2 separate regions of the Homo sapiens genome follow, and region 1 is linked to region 2. A link is a loop called in an ENCODE intact Hi-C map of the cell type or tissue named here. Cell type or tissue: Caco-2. All regions are shown on one strand. Each heading gives the region's core, and the rest is flanking DNA. Links, peaks and the distances in the headings are about the cores only.

Region 1 (9,797 bases), core at 923-8,922, 130 kb before region 2:
TGATACTCTAAATGTTAACTCGCTAGATAGATTTGCGACAAATCTTTGAAAATTGCTTTAAATTTTAATTTTGAATGAAAAAAATTTTAATTTTGAATCAAAATGAGTGATCACAACATTCTAGGAACCCATGGAAAAGATTTTTTTTAAGCATGGCAAAGACTGTCAACCTGACATCCGCCCTCTTATTCCTTAGCAGCAGAACTAAGGTGTAGTTGTAGGTGCCACAATGCACCCTTCTATGATACGAAATTGATAAGCTTTCTTATAGCTAGGTGTAGCTGGTGAGATGTGGATGGAAATTTTGAGAGCAGCTTCTGGCAAAGCTCTTTCTTGGAACTGACTCTTTTGCCCTTGCCCCCCACCGCCACCCTCCACTTTTTTTTTTTTTTTTGCCTAAAACATGGACTTGATGGTGGGTGCTACAGCAACCAAACTAAAACCAAGACGTGGCCTTGGTGGAAGCCATGTGGTGGAGAGGAAAGACGGAAGGAGCCCATATCCCTGATGACATTAGGAGAGTGTGATGCCAGCCCATGACGGCCTACCCATGAATTTATTTTACATAAGAGGAAAATAAACCTCCATCTTGTTTAATGCACTATTATATTGTTTTTTTCTTGTATACAGACGAAACTAATCTTGATTGACACAGAGAAAAAAGTTTGAAGTCTAAAGTCATAATTTTGTAAATAAAAGGTTTATGTTAGTGCAAGTTAACAAATTTGTATAATGCATATTGATGGTGGGAATCTTGGAATCTCTCTTAATGCTGTTGCAATGTAACATTGAATTTACAAAGCTACCATCTTAGGATCTCAGAGATTTATAGCTAATAATTAAATTGTATACTAGCGATGCAACATATGATTGCACTGACTTTATAGGTGAAACAAAGGATATTTAAGGCAGTTGATTGGTGACTTACTGAAATATATTGCACCTGAGCAGTAGATCCAGCAGTAGAACTCATGCAGCACCTTAAATCTCAAACACTTTGACCATTAGAAAGCATTCATTTTTACATTAGTCTTCGTATTAAAATTCATGAGGTTAACCTCCTCACTTCACGTGATATAAGCATTTATTGAAACATTCATAAATTTGTTGAATCTGAGGAAGACATATTCATCATTCACGCTTTTAAAATGATTTCAGCAAGGCTTGTCTATACCAGAGTAGAAAACTTAATGCGCTAGGGAAAAGGTTTAGCAACTGCAAACAATGCAAATGCAAGAGTAATTTTATGAGCTAATAATTTTTATATTTTTGGGAAAAAAACTTTATTATTTTGAGCTCCTGTAGGCGCCATACTAACCACAACTCTGTGAGAGTTTGTTGTTGTTGAGATGAAGTCTCTGTCGCCTAGTCTGGAGTGCAGTGGTGCAATCTCACCTCACTGCAACCTCTACCTCCCGGTTCAAGCGATTCTCCTGCCTCAGCCTCCCAAGTAGCTGGGATTATAGGCGCGCACCACCATGCCCAGCTAATTTTCGTATTTTTAATAGAGACAGGGTTTCACCATGGTGGCCAGGCTGGTCTTGAACCCCTGACCTCAAGTGATCCACCAGCCTCAGCCTCCCAAAGTGCTGGAATTACAGGTGCGAGCCACCACACCCAGCTAATGTTGTTTTGTTGTTTTGGTGTGTGTGTGGATGTGTGTGTGTGTGAAGATGAAGCAATAGAGGCTCAGAGGAGTTAGGCACCTCTGCTACTAAGAAATGCAGAGCATTGGCCAGCAATTCCTGTTCAGGTCTGTCTCATTTAATAGCTGCTGTTCTTGTCTCTTTCCTTTTTGGTGATTTCACTTTAAAAATAGAATGTAAGACTTCTTTATGTAAAACATATACTTTTAAAATAAACTTTTGTATTGAAGTATAACTTATAGTCAGATGCACAAATTATAATAAGCCTACCATTTGGTGAGTTATCACAGTGAACATACGCAAGTACTCATCATTCAGGTTTTTTTTTTTTTTAAAAAGAGCATTCATTAGCCATCAGGGAAAGGCAAATGAAAATCACAGTGAGATAACACTTTATAAAAAAAGACAATAGCAAGAATGGCTATCATTTAAAAGTTTTTCTCTTTTTTTGTTGTTGTAGTGACAGGGTCTCACTCCTATCACCCAGGCTAGAGTGCAGTGGTGCAATCTCAGCTCAGTGCAGTCCCCACTTCCCAGGTTCAAGCGATTCTCCTGCCTCAGCCTTACAGTAGCTGGGATTACAGGCCCCGCCACCACTCCCGGCTAATTTTTGTATTTTTAGTAGAGAAGGGGTTTCATCATGTTGGCCAGGCTGGTCTCAGACTCCTGACCTCAGGTGATCTCCCCACCTTGGCCTCCCAAAGTGCTGGGATTACAGGTGTGAGCCACCACACCTGGCTAAGCTTTTAAATGGAGGTATACTTGGAGGAGGCTTTACCCTTTTGCCTTTCCCCTTCTTCCTACCTTGGATGTAGACGTGGAGCTGGAGGTGGGGCAGCCATTTTGCAGCCTGGTGGTAACACGCTGAGGAGGCTGCATTCTGCATGCTAAAGGATCACCTAGAAAGCTACAAGGAACCTGGATCTGTTCATTACAGAACTACCTTTTCAGCCTTGTGGAATTTACCTCTAGATTTCTCGTTTTGCAAGGAAAGTACACCTTATTTGCCTAAGCCACTATATGTCAATTTTGTTTTGTTATGGACAACAGATGTGGCACCAGAAGTGGAGTGCTTTAAGTAATAGAACCTAAAATTTGGCATTGGCTTAGTGAAAGAAGTCAGGCTTTGACAATGAGCACAAGGATTTCACAGGCTAGAAAGAGCCTTGTTATATGACATCAGAACATTCTTCATGGAAACCTGTCTCCTTTTGTTTCTCAGAACATAAACCATGATGTTTTATGTTGCTGTCAGGGGAAAAAGTAGATATAATTTATGTTGACAGATCCTGGTTACTTCTTGCCACTTTCAGCAAAGTCCCAAAGGATAGGGGTAAAAAGCTACTTTGTAAGCAGAGATGGTTAGTAATACGCTAGGGTGAGAGCCACTCTGCCTAGAGCCTCCAATCTCAACTGACTGAGAACTCCTTGCTCTAGAGCCCTGTAGGTTGAAATGCCAGTTTATGGCCCCTGCCTGAAATTGGCAAGGCTAGCTGCAGCAAGTGAATAAAAACAGGGCTTCAGGCCTTTCTAAAGAATCTCCCTGTAGGAGTTCTCAGCCAGAATACATCTGAACCTACTAATAACAATTAGATTAAACATCTTTTCCCACCAGGGCCTATGGTTTCAAATTGCCCCAAAAACTGTTAATCTAAGGGCAAGAGGAATGCAGAACACGTTGTCTGGTAGGTAGAAGAAAAGACTTAAAGACTCTAGGAAAGATCTTTGGCTATGGCTAGTGCTGCGTGAAGCTTACAGGAAGCTTTGCACATTTTTTATTTTTTTTTGAGACAGAGTCTCATTCTGTTGCCCAGGCTGGAGTGCAGTGGCATGATCTTGACTCACTGCAACCTCCTCCTCCTGGGTTCAAGCGGTCTCCTGCCTTAGCCTCCGGAGTAGCTGGCACTACAGGTGTGCGCCACCACGCCCCGGTAATTCTTGTATTTTTAGTAGAGATGGGGTTTCACCATGTTGGCCTCGCTGGTCTGGAACTCCTGACATCAGGTGATCCGCCGCCTTGGCCTCCCAAAGTGCTGGGATTACAGGCATGAGCCACCGTGCCTGGCCGAGGCTGATTTTTAATGGATGTTGGTAGAAGACGAAAGATCCATGGATCAGAGACAAAGGGCTTTATTACAGCAGAGCAAGCAACAAAGAACAACAGTACACTGCATCAGTTTCCCTAATCTCCAAGTCCCACAGGGGCTATGTGGATGTGCCCAGACATGTGTCCACACACACTGTAGGCTGCATTACAGATAAGGAGCCACAAGCTTAGGGAACCCAAATATTTTATGATGACCAGTAAGTTTGCCTGCCCTTTGCTCGGTATGAAAACATCTCTATCATCCTAGGCTGTCTGCTGTACAAACATCCTTGAAAACATAGTCCGAAACAAAAAATAGTGATTCTGATTTCAAGATATATAGAGATACAAGAGACCCATGGAAAATTGTCTCTCTGCAGCATATTAGCAAGGAAACTCCAGATTTGCTGGGCAACAGCCTTTGGTTTTTCAACACCTAAGGCCACTCCAGGCCCCTAAACTCACACTAATTAGAAGTAGGCTGTGAAGGCTCTGTGACGCCCCTGGGAAAGGCATCCTTTCCAAAGCTCTTATCAGATGAGGTCATGGATAATAATGAACTCCCAGGATTCCTTCAGAGGGCAGAACCAGGGGCTACCAGACATGCTAACTGATAGGGTTTGGATCTTTGTCTGCTACAGATCTCATGTTGAAATGTAATCCTCAGTGTTGGAGGTGGGGCCTGGAGGGAGATGATTGAATCATGGGGTGGATCCCTCGTGAATGGTTTAGGACCATCCCCTTGGTGATCATTGAATTCTTGCTCCATTAGTTTACACGAGATCTGGTTGTGTAAAAGCGTGAGATTGCCCCTTCTTCCTTTCTCTTGTTCTTGCTCTCACCGTGTGACATGCCTGCTCCCACTTCACCTTCCACCATGACTGAAGGCTTCCTGAGGCCCTCACCAGAAGCAGAGCACATGTTAGTGCCATGCCTGTACAGCCTGCAGAGCTGTGAACCAGTTCAACCTGTGTTCTTTAGAAATACCCCATCTCAGGTATTTCTTTATAGCAATGCAAAAACAGCCTAATATACTAACCAAGATCTTATCACCACCAAGGCAAGGATTCCTCATTCTCTCTGCCAAAAGCCATGGTTTGAGAATTGCTGCGACTGCCATGCGTTTCCCAGTGTCTTGTTCTCACTTGCAGCTGTGACTCCTTCCTGCTCCTTCCTCTTATCCAGTCAGTGTATTGGAGACAGTTACCTTATCTTTTAGTGTTAAGTTCACTATGCCCTGAGGAAACACATCTGGATCTGCACATCGTTCACTAAGATTATGAGCCAGATGCAATATTTGGATGAGTTGTTTTTTTTTTTTTAAGATTGTCTCCCTTTTAGACAGAGAGTGAGCGTGTTTTATTTGTATGAGGCATGCTTGCATTATGTTAGATGGGATAATTTTCTTGTGATTGTTCCTGTGTTGTTATTAAATTTAAGTATAGGCCAGGTGCAGTGGCACACGCCTGTAATCCCAGCACTTTGGGAGGCCAAGGCAGGCGGATCATGAGGTGAGGAAATCGAGACCATCCTGGCCAACATGGTGAAACTCCATCTCTACTAAAAATACAAAAATTAGCTGGGCGTGGTGGCGGGTGCCTGTAATCCCAGCTACTTGGGAGGCTGAGGTAGGAGAATCACTTGAACCAGGGAGTCGGAGGTTGCAGTGAGCCGAGATCGTGCCACTGCACTCCAGACTGGTGACAGAGCGAGATTCCGTCTCAAAAAAAAAAAAAAGTTTAAGGATAGAAGGCTAGGCGTGGTGGCTCACGCCTGTAATCCCAGCACTTTGGGAGGCCGAGGTGGGTGGATCCCTTGAGGTCAGGAGTTCGAGACCAGCCTAGCCAACATGGTGAAATCCATCTGTACTAAAAATACAAAAATTAGCCTGGTGTGGTGGCAGCCACCTGTAATCCCAGCTACTCGGGAGGCTGAGAGGCAGGAGAATCACTTGAACCTGGGAGGCAGAGATTGCAGTGAGCCAAGATTGTGCCACTGCGCTCCAGCCTGGGGAACAGAACAGAGTGAGACTCTGTCTCAAAAAAAAAAAAAAAAAAAAATCCCTGGCTGGGCATGGTGGCTCATGCCTATAATCCCAGCACTTTGAGAGGCCAAGGCGGGCAGATCGCTTGGGCCTAGGAATTTGAGACCAGCCTGGACAACGTAGTGAGATGCTGTCTCTACAGAATTTTTTTTTTTAATTAGCTGGGCATGGTGGCACTGTTAAGGAGGCAGCTCTAAAAGAGCCTGATGCAGGTGTTTCTTGGATTTAAATTTGAGAAACACTGGCCTATTGAATACAATCCCAACTGCTTACCATAGTGTATACAGCACTCACGTGCCTCAATGCCTACACACACACAAACACACACATACACGTTGAACTGTTTGTACTTCCCCAAATGCAGCAGCCTGTTCGGATCCTCAAGCCTTTGCTTGCACTTCTTTCTTTACTGTGACGTTCACTGTCCAATGTCCACTGATGTATGCACAATAACTTTCAAGACTCAGATTAAGCATGCTGCTCTAGAACACCTTTTATGCCCACTTCCCTCTCTCCCTCTCCCCAGGGGAATGAAGCACTCCCTGTTTTATCTGCCCTCTGAATTGATCTCTACGGCATGCCTCTCCCTGCCAGCCTATGAGCCCTTAACAGCAGTGCCCCTGTGTTATTCACCCTTATAGCAAGGGGCCTAGCACAGTGCTTGATATTCGTGAGATGGCTTAAAAATATTGGGCCAATCAAAGAATAAAAATATTACCTTCTTGAAATCAAGCCAAATACCACAGTTCATCTCTAACTCAGTAGATCTCTAGCTATGAAAGTTCTTTTCAAACTAAAAAAGGCAAAAGAAGGGGCCTTAGTAAGGCAAAATATATCAAATTTCTGCTGATCCAGAAGCTCCATGAACAAGCAGGATTAATATTTCAAGATATGCGCTCTAGGATTTTCTTCTAAAGTCTCCGGAGATCAAGATGAAATGCCCCTATCCAGACGGTTTCCCTCTCCAAACTATTAACATCAGAATTAATCTTATCTGGCAGTTTTTCTTTCTTTCTTTTTTCTTTTTTTGAGATGGAGTTTTGCTTTTGTTGCCCAGGCTGGAGTGCAGTGGCACAATCTCCGCTCACTGCAACCTCTACCTCCTGGGTACAAGCGATTCTCCTGCCTCAGCCTCTGGAGTAGGTGGGATTACAGGTTCCCACCACCACACCCGGCTAATTTTTGCATTTTTAGTAGAGATGGGGTTTCACCATGTTGGCCAGGCTGGTCTCGAACTCCTGACCTCAGGTGATCCACCCACCTCGGTCTCCCAATATCTGGCAGTTTTTCATTACAGAGAAAGTGTGTTGTAAAGCACAGTTGTTTTGGAGGTAGAAACAATGCAATTACACTTGAATCTGAGGCAAACACACAGTCCTTCTTGCTTAGGAGTTTTCTTTCCCTTTTCCTTAATGATAAAAACATGTCACTTCTTTGGTTTTATCTCCTACTCCCATATACAACCTAATGATGCTATTAAAAATTACTTGTAATTCCTCAAATGCAAAGATTCTCCCCATCTCTCTCTCTCTCTCTCTCTTTTTTTTTTTTTTTGAGATGGAGTCTTGCTTTGTCACCAGGCTGGAGTGCAGTGGCGCGATCTCCGCCCACTGCAAGCTTCGCCTCCCGGGTTCACGCCATTCTCCTGCCTCAGCCTCCCGAGTAGCTGGGACTACAGGCACCCGCCACCATGCCTAGCTAATTTTTTGTATTTTTAGTAGAGGCAGGGTTTCACCGTGTTAGCCAGAGTGGTTTCGATCTCCTGACCTTGTGATCCACCCGCCTCAGCCTCCCAAAGTGCTGGGATTACAGGCATGAGCCACCGCGCCTGGCCTCTCCCCATCTCTTTCTGAAGTTGGTTGACTTATATGTGGTTGTCAAGCCTCTCTTCACATATGGCCCCCTGGATGAAGCCTAAGTGTTTCCTGTCTGCTGCTTTCATCTACACCCTGCCCCCAGCCCCTGTTTCCTGCGCTGCTCCTTAGCTGGGTTCCCATCATGCCTCTATCCTGCCATTACCCTGTGTATTGCAATGATTTCATTCACTTCTCTCTCTCCTAGGCCAAAGGGACTGTGTTCCACCAGTGTAGCATCAGTGTCAGAGCAGCAGTTCCTTAATGAATGTTTTTGGAATGTACTGTACACGTCTTATGTGTCAGATACCATTCCAGATGCTTTTGATACACGGGTGGGCAAGACCAGCAAAGGGCCCTGCATTATTTGTGGGGTTTCCATTCTAGCAGAGGGACACAGACAAGAAAACTTATAAAACAAGCAAATCCTATAGTATGTGAGAAGATAGTAATTTCTATGGGAGAAAAAACTAGAACAGGGCCAGGGGAAGCAACAAAGTAGGAGTTGCAATTAAGGGCCAACTTACCCAGCAGAGGGGAAGTCTGAATGGAGAATGTAAAGGAGGTTTCATTTGCTACCTGTAGGGGACTCAGCAGGAATTTCTTTGTTCGGAAGGTGGTAGTGGGAGGTTTAAACCCAAAAGGGTGTTCCAGGCAGAGGAAGAAGCCACGTGTCCAAAAGCATGCAGTCTTGAGAGTTGATGATGCGGGGGTGCTGGTGGGAGCTCTGTGAGGCCGGGGGAGTGCGAAGGGCTGCGTGAAGTCATGGAAGATGAAACTGGCGAGGATCAGGGGCCAGGATGCGGAGGGACTCACGTGTCCCGCTAAGGAGTTTGCACTTTACCCTGTAGACAGCCAGAATCCTGTTGATGATTTTATGCAGGGGAATGACATGTTTATATTTATTTTGAGGAAGATAATTCTGGCAGATGTACTGGAGTGGTGAGAGACTGGACAAGTCACTTAACCTCTCTCTTCCTCTGTTTTACCATCTATCAAAGAAGATGAACCATATCTGCTCTGCTTACCTCCTAGGACTTTGGTGAGAAATAAATGAGATAAGAGATGTGAAAACACTTTGAAAAGTATATGGTACTGTAAAAATGCAAGCTGGTGCTGTTGTTATTTCAGCTGTGCTGTGTTTGGGAATGTGGTTTTAGAGAAGCCCACAGAATAAAGGAGAGAAGCAGAGGAACAACCCCATTCCTATCTCCCTAGAAGAATCAAACCCAACGATACCTTAGTTTAGTAAATGCCTATTTCATCGCCCCACTGTACAAAGAACTAAGGAACTTTTACAGAAATGAGAGAAAACCAACTTCGGGGGAGATTAGTCTGGAGAGATGCAGTACCTCCAGGAAAGGAAAACATACCCACTCAAAGAAAACCCAGGTACATGAAGATATGATCCAATGCAAGAAGAAGAAGCTAGAGAGGGATGGAGAATAGGGGCATTTGGACTCCCTAAAAGAAAGTGAAGCCCTGGCCAGGCGTGGTGGCTCACACCGTAATCCCAACACTTTGGAAGGCCAAGGCAGGCAGAACACTTGAGGCCAGGAGTTGGAGACCAGCCTGGGCAACATAGTGAAACCCCGTCTCTACTAAAAATACAAAAATTAGTCAGGCATGGCGGCACATGCCTGTAGTCCCAGCTACCAGGGAGGCTGAGGCAGGAGAATCGCTTGAACCCGGGAGGCGGAGGTTGTGGTGAGCTGAGATTGCACCACCGCGCTCCAGCCTGGGCAACAGAGTGAAACTCCATCTCAAAAAAAAAAAAAAGAAAAAAAGGGGGTCGGCTGGCTGCAGTGGCTCACACCTGTAATCCCAGTAATTTGGGAGGCTGAGGCGGGCAGATCATTTGAGGTCAGTAGTTCGAGACCAGCCTGGCCAATATGTCAAAACCCTGCCTCTACTAAAAATACAGAAAGCCGGTGTGTTGGCACATGCCTGTAATCCCAGCTACTCGGAAGGCTGAGGCAGAGGAATCACTTGAGCCCAGGGTCGGAAGTTGTAGTGAGCCAAGATCATACCAATGCACTCCAGCCTGGGCGACAGAGTGAAACTCCGTTTCAAAAAAAAAAAAAAAAAAAGAAAGAAAGAAAGGAAAAAGAAATGGAAGTCGTATAATTTGCCCTAATTAGGTGATGATTTGCTGAAAACACCTCTGT
Region 2 (9,797 bases), core at 523-8,522:
ATTCAGCCTGGTGAGAAATCATCCTCCATATCCTGTGCCCACTGAGTGACAGCTGGAAAGGTGCCAGGCTGAGTTAGGACAAGAGAATGGTGTCAATTAGAGTCCTCTCGCCCCAAATAATTGCTTAAAATATGTACAACATTGCTTTAAAAATGAAGAAGGCCAGCTGATTCAAATATTTTCATCTTTTGACAGTAGCTCTGTTGATGGGATTCAGAAGGGAACTGCAGTCTCTATGGTGCTCTCTAGGCATGTGACCCACCTCAGATGAGCAGGTGACTTTTTTTTTTCTTTTTAAAATCTGGTTTCCAAACACAGAGATGGTCAAGGAGCCGCTTTGGCATTATACACCCATCTCAGATCCATTTGTGATAGACATATGAGAACTGTGTTCAGGGACTCCAGTTGCCTTTAAGGAAATAGGGCAAACTTGACCTAACAGATGTTCATGTTTATCCAATAATAATAATGATACACTGTGTTTATTTGGAACATGACTAAATTGTTCATGCAACTTCAAGGTCCCAGTGCAAAATTCTGGATTCAGACGCTGTGGATTTATCACACCCACTGGGGGATATTGGCCTCACAAACCTCTGAATGGATTATCCTCTTCCATTAGAGTGGGCTCATCCTTTCCAAAAGATAACATCTTGCTTCTCTGGCCTGAATTTCCCTTGACTTCTTTCAAAACACAATTTGTGAAAACAATGTGTGAGAACACATGACAATGGGAAGTGCTCAGCGGGAATACCGTAATAAATATGTCAGGTATATAAACTAGCTGATGATATTTATTTGGTTCTTAAGAAACTTTCTTAAGAAAGTATTGGGATACAATAAATTAAAATACTTTTTCAACATCTCAGATTTCTCCAGTAACGCATATATGCTGGCAGACCTTAGTGAATCACGTTAATTTATTTGTAAATCATCAAAGGAAAGCATAAAATATATGTCTCCAGGCAAGTGAATGGACTGGGAAACCAAATTGGGCAACAGCAGTATTTTCCTGCGCCAGAAGTAAACATGTCAACATGGTGACGAGGGTTTTGTCCCACTCCTGGCTGAACTTTGAAGGGTGAGATGGCTAATATCGAGGGACCCGGCTTTGTAGTTCTTTCTCACAAAGCATTCCATGAGTCAAGAGAAGGACAATCTGCAGCATGACACAGAGAACTAGGTCAGAATAATATTTCTTAATGGAGATTCCAATGATGTATTCATTACAGCAGTGGTTCAGAATTTTCTGTGCCTTGATAGGTTGTCTTTTTGAGTAGGCACCCATTTTTAAATTTAATGTGATATAAAACTGAGTTCCAAGGAATCCCTATTATGTAAGTGGTAAAAAACGATGTGGAGGAGAGGAAGCAAAATATGTGCATATCCACATATACACTATAAGCCAGTATTCCAAAGATGAACTCTGGGAACATAAAAGTTTATGCTGCCCTTGATTTGTGTGGCTTTAAAAAATACCAGCAATATTTAGTGATATTGGAGCATAACATCAAAACAGAAACTCTTTGCCCTAAATTTGCATGTGCTGTGCTATCTGGCTTTCTTTCTTATTGCTCTACATGGATTCTTCCTCCTTTCTGGTTAAATGAGTTTATCCACAATTCCCTTTGTGGACTGCATTTCCACATGATTGCCTCTTCTTGTATTTTTTTCCTGACATTTGCTGAGCTTGGGGAGAGACATCCTCCAGCTCCACTGGGTGGGATGAAGGAATCTAGCCCAAGCTCCCCTTCCCCATGAGGATTTTTTCTTTTGACTCCAGCTAAAAACTATGTCTCCATCCCTTCTTTTATTTATATATTTATTTAGAGACAGATCCTCACTCTGTTGCCCAGGCTGGAGTGCAGTGGCGCGATCTCAGCTCACTGCAAGCTCCGCCTGCTGGGTTCACGCCATTCTCCTGCCTCAGCCTCCCAAGCAGCTAGGACTACAGGCGCCCGCCACCACTCCCGGCTAATTTTTTGTATTTTTTAGTAGAGACGGGGTTTCACCGTGTTAATCAGGATGGTCTTGATCTCCTGACCTCGTGATCCGCCCGCCTGACCTCCCACAGTGCTGCGATTACAGGCGTGAGCCACCGCGCCTGGCCCTCCATCCCTTCTTCTAACAGTACCCTGGGGCACAGTTTCTCAGTCTCGGCACTATTGACATTTTAGGCTGGATAATTCTTTGTTCTGGGGGGTCTGTCCTGTGCATTATAGAATGTTTAACAGCATCCCTGGCCTCTACTCACTAGATACCAGGACTGTGCATCTAGTGATCCTGTCTTACTGTAAGTCGTGACAAAAAATATCTCTAGACATTGCCAGACGTCTGCTGGGTTGCAAATCATCTCAGTTGAGAACAACCACTGCCCTAGAGCTCTCACCAAATCGTTCGCAGATTCTGGAGAACAATGGTCAGGTCTTTCGCAGCGTTTGGATTCGGGTTCAAGTTAACTGATGATTAACGAATAAAAGATGCTTTTAAAAAATTACGGGGTCGGGCGTGGTGGCTCACGGCTGTAATCCCAGACTTTGGGAGGCCAAGGCGGGTGGATCACCTGAAGTCAGGAGTTTAAGACCAGCCTGACCAACATGGTGAAACCCTGTCTCTATTAAAAATACAAAAACTAGCCAGGCGGGGTGGTGGGTGCCTGTAATCCCCGCTACTTGGGAGGCTGAGGCAAGAGAATCGCTTGAACTCGGGTAGCGGAGGTTGTAGTGAGCCGAGATGGGGTCACTGCACTCCAACCTGGGTGACAGAGCAAGATTCTGCCTCAAAAAAAATAAAAAATAAAAATAAAAAAAAACCCATTAGGCACATTCTAAAAATTAACAAATCAGGTTGATTTGATCAGGTCAGATCCTCCAGAAAACTACAAAAAGGGACTATATTATTGCCTCTCTCCTCTTACAGTTTACAGAACCATAATTTTAATGCTGTGGACATTGGGTTGAAATAAACTACCAGAAAATGTCGTTGCATCTTTTGAAACATTATTTTTGAAGTCGCTAACCGTTACCTGATAACTCTTATAGAAAGGCTAGTATGGTAAGTTCCTCTTTGAGTTTAGTACTAGAAAAAATTCATCTCTTCTGAAAAACTAGGTTTCTTCCCTTTATTGCATCACGAAAGATAGGTAACTAGTGCTATTTTCCCCTTTCTTACTTGGCTGTCAGGAAGTTCAGAATTGCATTATGCTCAATTATAGTAACTATCTGCATCCTTTGATTCTAATATTAATTCAATTTTTTTCTTCTCATTAGCCCCATTTAGCCTATCTTTTACCCTTGTTCCAATGGCTTTCTTAAATCTATCATTTTTTTAATAAAATAAAATTTTAAGCAAGTGAAGTCCTTATTTACCATCAAAAGTAGAATACTTTGGAGTAAAAGGAGAGTAATTAATAATTAAGCTGGGACAACAGCTTAAGCTGAGACTGTCCTGGGCAAAATCAAAATGTGATGTCACTCTAGATACAAATAATAAATAAAACAGATAACATTTATGCCATTCCCAGGTTGGGGATAATTAAAGATAAACATGCGCCCTACATAAGGAATGAAAGCTAAGTTATGTGCTTCTTATTCATCTTGTGTCACATCTGTTGATTATAGTTTAATATTTATTATTTCTTGGGAAATTTTGTAATTAGCCTCTATTTGTAGAGGAAAAAATATTGGGCTTTCTAAAATGTATTTAATTTCTACCAAAGTAAGGGGGAGGGTCTTTTAGATCTGGAACAGTGATCACAATAGAAGTTTCATTTGTTTGTGATTTATGGAGACTTGGAATAAATGTACTATTGACCAGTGTCAGATTTCTAATGACTAGATCTTGTTTTTCCTAAGCAACTTTGCATAAACTTTTGTCATATTTTGAACAGCAAGCTGATACTGTGTTCCAGACCGTTTACAGAGCTATTAATAAATGCTATGTGGTAACTCCAGGAAGAGGATCAAACTACTTTTTCTCCCCATTGGCTGAAATCAATTTCCTGCTTATTTTGAAGAACATGGGATTACCAATGTCCTTGACATACGCTGGGTATTTTGCAAAGAAACCCATTAAAAATAAATGAGATTCAGAATTTTAACCTAAAGCGTTCATAGTCAAAAAGGAAATCCTTGTCAGTGCCTTGGTTGCAAAGTCTTTCATATGTGAAAGAGTGAGATTTCAGTGTAGTACAGGTGAGTTTAAAAGAAGATAGAAATTACTTTCTGTGTTTGTTCAGAATCATGCTGTAATTCAAGCTCTTGCAGGCTCACCTGTTTTAAGTCATAGCTAATATTGTCTGATTAGAAGAATTGTAGGTTTAATAACTACCAGTTATTGATTTCTTACTACATGCCAGGTGCCACGAAAGCAATTTACATATGGTGTTTTAATTTGTTCTCAAAACAACCCTGTGAGGTGATGGTATCATTAGCCCTGTTTTAAGGTTATGAAAATTAAAGCTCAGAGAAAATAAGGAAGCCACCCAAAGCCATACAGAAAATAACTAGCGAGGAGGCTTTAAACCCCAGTCATCTGATCCCAAAGCCTTGCTCTCTATACTATTATAAACTTCTACAGTAAGAAGCTCTCTATGTGAAAATTATAAGGTTCAACACTTGGCCCAACAAGATGGCCAGAGAACAGTAACAATAACCGTAGCAGTGATGCTTACATAGCACACATTCTATGCTATGCATTGTTTTGAAAGTTTATATATATGATCTCACTTACTTATCACAATAGCCCTGCATGAAAGGTACTATACTCACTTAAAAATGAAGAACCATGAGAGCAAGCAATGTGCCCCAGTGTTCTGAATAGACATATTCCTTTCCACATGTTCACATGTAACAATGTTATGATGGTCTTCTGCACTGTCTGACACTTCAGAGTTTTCAAATCACCTATGGATGCTTTATTTCATTTTATATAATCTCCATTTTACACATAAAGCTACTGAAAAACTGAGAGCTGAAGCTATTTCCCTAAGATCACAGTAACTGATAGAGATAGGATTTGAGTTCAGGTGTTTTTATACCTACCCCAGAATTCTTTATCCTGGACAAGGCTGCAAACCTGAAATGTGGCTCTAAGGAACAATGCAATTCTAAGATTTTCAATGCAATTCTAAGATTTTCAGGTTGTTAACCTATAGACTTCTGTACTAAAAGAAGGAACCTAAGCTTGATTTTGAGGCAAAAGCCACATATTTCCTGTTTTAGGGTCCTGGTGTAGGGCAAAATCATTTAAATTTCCTTCTAGATGGCAACAACCTTGTTTAAGGTCAGATTCAGCAAAGGTTTCTCTTCCTGCTCTTCACCCTGATCCAACAAGAACAAAGACTTCCACCTTTTCTGAATTCACACCAATATCAATACTAAGCCTATAACTTATCAATTAATTGGAAGCAAAGCATAGAATTTATGTCTATATAGATAATAGCCAACATGTATTGAGTGCTTCCTAAAGGCTAAGAAATTTACATGCCTTACCTTATGTAGTCCTCATAACTTGCTGTTATTTTTTATCTTGAAGAGAAGAAAACTGAATTTCTCAGGGGTTAAATAGCTTTCAGAGTCACTCAGCTAGTGGTGATGATTTTAAGCCAGCTATATAAACAGCTGCCCTGCCGCTTTCATAAAGTCCAGTTTTGTAGGCAGAGATTTATCCAGACCAACCATTCCAAATCCTTCAAACCCTTCCTGCATCTGGACTGTAAGGTGGAATACTTCCTAAACACACTAAAATGTGGTAGTGTGGGCAGAAAGCAAAAGGAAGTGAGGGCTATCTGTTGCTCCTCATTCCCATCTCACCTTTAGTCATTCTCTAGTCTTACAGATCTCCTTGTTCTTTTATAGCAATTACTACTATATGAAAATATCTCATTGTTTCCTTGTAATGTATCTGTCATACCTACTGGAATATAAACTGTGAGAGCGGGGTGAGCCTGTCATTACCCTGTGCTCCTACTTGCTGCTACAATGCCCAACAATCTTTGTTGCACGGTGAGTGAATGAATGAAAGAATGAATGGCACGGAAAGGATGAGGATATCCCTGCTTTAAAAAAAAGATGGGGAAGGTGAGCTATTCCATTTTTCTGGTGGACAACTTGATTTTTTAAAAAAAGTCTTGAAAACAATCATTTCCAAAAAGCAAAGAATGTCCCAATTTGCCAAGATTTACAGAGAGCCATGGTTATGAACTTCACGAGCAATTGCTGCTTAAACATTGTGTCTGATTTTTGTCTTGGTAAGCTTCTGCCAGGAATTCTGTCCATTCCTCTTCCTCACTCCCGGGCGCTTTCCTCGTCTTCCACCGCTAATGAATACACATCCCTCTGCTGACCAGCGGCTGCATATCCCAGTTGCCAGACGAAGGCCCAGGTAGCTCTTCTCTACTGGATAATCCGTTATCTGTGTGAAGAGCCAGTGCCTCCTCTGGGTGGATTTTTGTGAAGCTAAACTGATCTTTGGGGGACAAATGCATTCTACAGAAATCAATGCCTTTCTCCCTCTAGTCATCTTTTTTTTCTCTTATTCCTTTGCTCTCAAATATATCCTGCATACCGTTATTTAAAAACATATTATCTAAGAAGACTCCAAATGTAAACGGTTGAAATTTTTCCTTTCCACCATACTTTCTGAGCCACCACTATGTTAACAAACTGGTCTAAAGAATATCCCCTTCCTGCCCTGCTGCACCCTCCCCCCATATTCCTAACTCAACCTTGGATATTTTTACAACATATATTCAGTTTGAAAGATAATACTGATACCTTGTTTTATATGAACATTTATACACCAGGACCCTGGCAAGGGACTGACTTCATTGGGATACTTTATGGCTTAATACATCTGAATGATTTATATCTCGTTTTGTCTAAGCATTTATGCTAATAAATTTAACAGATTCTCCAGTACTGCTTGGTCCTTCGTTTTCTTCAGGGGGTCAAAGTGAGAGGAAAATAAAGCAGGGTGTTACTAAAGAAAGAAGGAAGAAATTGGCTAAACGAATTTAGAACACAAATAAAATTACTGCACAAATAAAATCTCTGCTTACGATTAAGCTGGAATGGCGGTCAAAAAAGAAAAGGGAAAAAAAATTCCTAGATGCAGGTAGATTTCTATAATTAAGCCATTTCTCAAAGGGGAAGTAAATGTGACAGAATATTTAGCAAGCAAATTTACTGAGGAATATTTTGTTCCTATATAATTAAATTCAACACTGAGGTAAAACTGACAACTATTAAACTGAGGGCAGTTGGGAGAGGGAAAGGGGATGAGATAAAATCCAGTCTATAAAACATTCCATTATCTTTTATAGGTTAAAAAACACAAAAGAAATACTTGGAAAGAATTGTCTAAGACGGAAAGATTTTAAGATTGTGTGACTTTTTTTTTTTTTTTTTTTTTTTTTTTTTTTTTACAGGTGCAGAATAATTTTTTTTCCCTCTCTCGTGGTTTTTCTTTTCCCCATTTTTTTCCCCTGTTGTTTGCAAAGTTGAATCTGGGGTCAGGAGTTCTAATTGTAACCTCAGACTGGAATTCCAGATGGTGCGCTCAGGACTGGAAGCAACTCTCAGTTCATCAATTTCATGGGCCTACGTATCTGCTCTGGCCACGGCCTGGCCTCCATCCCCACTGTGGCATTAATGCAGAACAAATTGAGACATATCCTCTATATAATTAGTTCCAGAATTTAAAAAGATTTACGGTATAATAATAGAGGCAGTGCCGCGGAATCCTTTCACTGAGGACTCTCGGGGAGCTCGGGGACCATCTCGCGGTGGCATCAGAACAGACGAGTAACCCCAGCGGCTCCAGGCACTGCGAACTGGGGGAGAGGGGGAAATTTTGCACCGCATTCGGCAGTACCTAACGGTTCCGGGCTCCCAGATAGGGTCAGCGAGGAGAGTTAGGACAGTAAGTGGGGACTGGTTAAAAAAAATCGACTTAATTTTGAAATGATCAGAAGAAGCTGGGAGTAGTTATCACAAAGCCCCTCCCTTGCCCCCCCCTTTTTTTAATTGAAGGAATGACGTTGAAATTTTCACCGCCAGCGCGGGGCTGGGAACCATCCTAAACACTTGCCCTGCAGCCCCGAGTGGGCAGATTCCGAAGAGTTGGAGTCGGCGGGGAGGGGAGGAACAGCTGTTGGGCTGTCTTGCGCGTGGGGCTCGGGGCGCGGGCCCCGGGGAGAGGCGCTAGTCGAAAGCTTGTTCCTCTCCCGCGACAGGCAGCAGCGAGGTCGAGCCACTCTTTATTACGGCCTGCGGGCCCCGCGCGCAGTGTGGCTGTCCCCGCCCTTGACCGACCGCAGCGCTTTGGGGTGTTTATTCAGTTGTCCGCGGCCGCTGGGTGACTCCCGGAGGGCGGCCCAGGCGTGCGCACTGGTCCCTGGGGTTGCGGCTGTAGCAGCCCAGCTCCGCGCTCTGTCAGATGCAGTGGACAGCGCCGGGGTGAAAGTAAGGGTTGAGAAATCCTCACTGCCCTGCTCCTACCCAGCCTCGATTTTTTCATATTGCAATAATTATGCACCTTCGAGGCCGGGATGCCTGCGCTTTGCCAGTGTATCAACGCCACATGGTTTTCCAGGGGCTGTCCTCGCCTCTGCATCCCATTAGCTCTGAAGAGGTAGAGGGGTGGTGGGTAAAACCTCCAACTGGACGTTGAGAGACCCGGGTTTCAGCTCGGCGTTGCCACTAACTTGTTTCCTGTCCTTAAACAGTAGTAGTAACAAAAACTGTAAAGTTGATTGAGTCAAAGGCCCACACTGCTCTCCTATCTAATCCTCAGAACAACTCTATGAGGTGGGCGCTAGTATCCCATTATCCCGTTTGACCAGTAAGGAAACTGAGGCTCAGAGAGACTGCGGAACTCGTCTAGGGTCACACAGCTGTTGGTTACCTGGCAGAGCTGAGGTTCCATTCTGGGGCCACCAACCCCTTGCTCTTTACCGCTGCGCTCCATAGACTGCCTCTCCTTCGGCTGTCTGGGCCTCAGTTTCCTTCTCTGTAAAACGAGAAGTTTAATCTGCAGCTTTCTTTGCCAATCGGTGGTTCAGACCAGGAACCTCTGCTACAGATCTCGGCGCTGACAGGGGTAAGAAGGTGGGTGAAAGAAGGGGGCGCCCAGTTTTCCACAGCCTGCTTTTCTCTGGGACCTCGCGAAGGGCGGGCCTCGCGAGCTAAAGGAGGTACAGGAGAGCGCCTATCGTCCGCGGCGGGTGAAGGTGCTACCTGCCTTCGTGCTAGGCTGTGAGTCCTGGTGCTTAGCTCAGGGCGCCAAGGCCAGTGTAGCTGGCATGTCCCCCTTGGAAAACCTCAGGTCTCCCGCAGAGAACGTTACCCACAACAAAGAAGAGGACAGAGAGGCATGGAGCGCCCTGCGACTGCAGGAGTACGTCAGTTCCCCAGCGCTGGCTTAGTGTCGCCTGGGCTTCCGGGCATGTGGATCCGTTGGGGTCGTACGGAGACTTCCTGTCGGGTCCCTGGGGTCCTCCGACTGCGGCTCCTCAGCTTAGCACTTTCTTCTTGGCCCCGCAGGCTGCAGGGAACTCCTCCCACCTCTTTAGTCGGAGAAGTCCAAGTCGGGCGAGGGGGCACCCCGGGGTTCGCACCGGTGCTCTTCCCCTCCCCGCCCCCACAAGGATTCTGAGAAAATAAATGGCAGAGGAGAGAGGAGTTCTACATTTGCTTGGCTCTCCTTTCCTCCTATCCACCCCTACATCCCTCACCCCGGGGCAAAAACTTATTTTTGAAAAATGTTGGCAGAGATTTACGTGTCTTTGCCTTACC

The links. Hi-C counts contacts between places; a loop is a spot of excess contacts. Peaks named below come from ENCODE experiments on the same cell type or tissue, not always from the same donor. Only the 100,000 strongest peaks of a DNase experiment are listed, where the experiment ranks them.
Region 1: a loop joins it to region 2, with 3 times the contacts of the local background. A loop is called at or near these places in 19 of 110 quality-filtered maps.

What each region holds. Positions count from the first base shown.
Region 1 is chr11:32,569,747-32,579,543 of GRCh38, reverse strand. No RefSeq gene overlaps it. Among named protein-coding and RNA genes, the nearest start is that of EIF3M, 9.2 kb to the left of the region's middle. RefSeq lists a silencer at 4,835-5,035. In Caco-2, for the core only: no CTCF peak of the experiment used is centred there; a DNase peak (open chromatin) is centred at 4,323.
Region 2 is chr11:32,437,701-32,447,497 of GRCh38, reverse strand. All of the region lies in intron 1 of WT1-AS (WT1 antisense RNA), which reads right to left. Among named protein-coding and RNA genes, the nearest start is that of WT1, 7.1 kb to the right of the region's middle. RefSeq lists a silencer at 6,201-6,495 and enhancers at 7,772-8,627, 8,628-9,485. In Caco-2, for the core only: no CTCF peak of the experiment used is centred there; no DNase peak of the experiment used is centred there.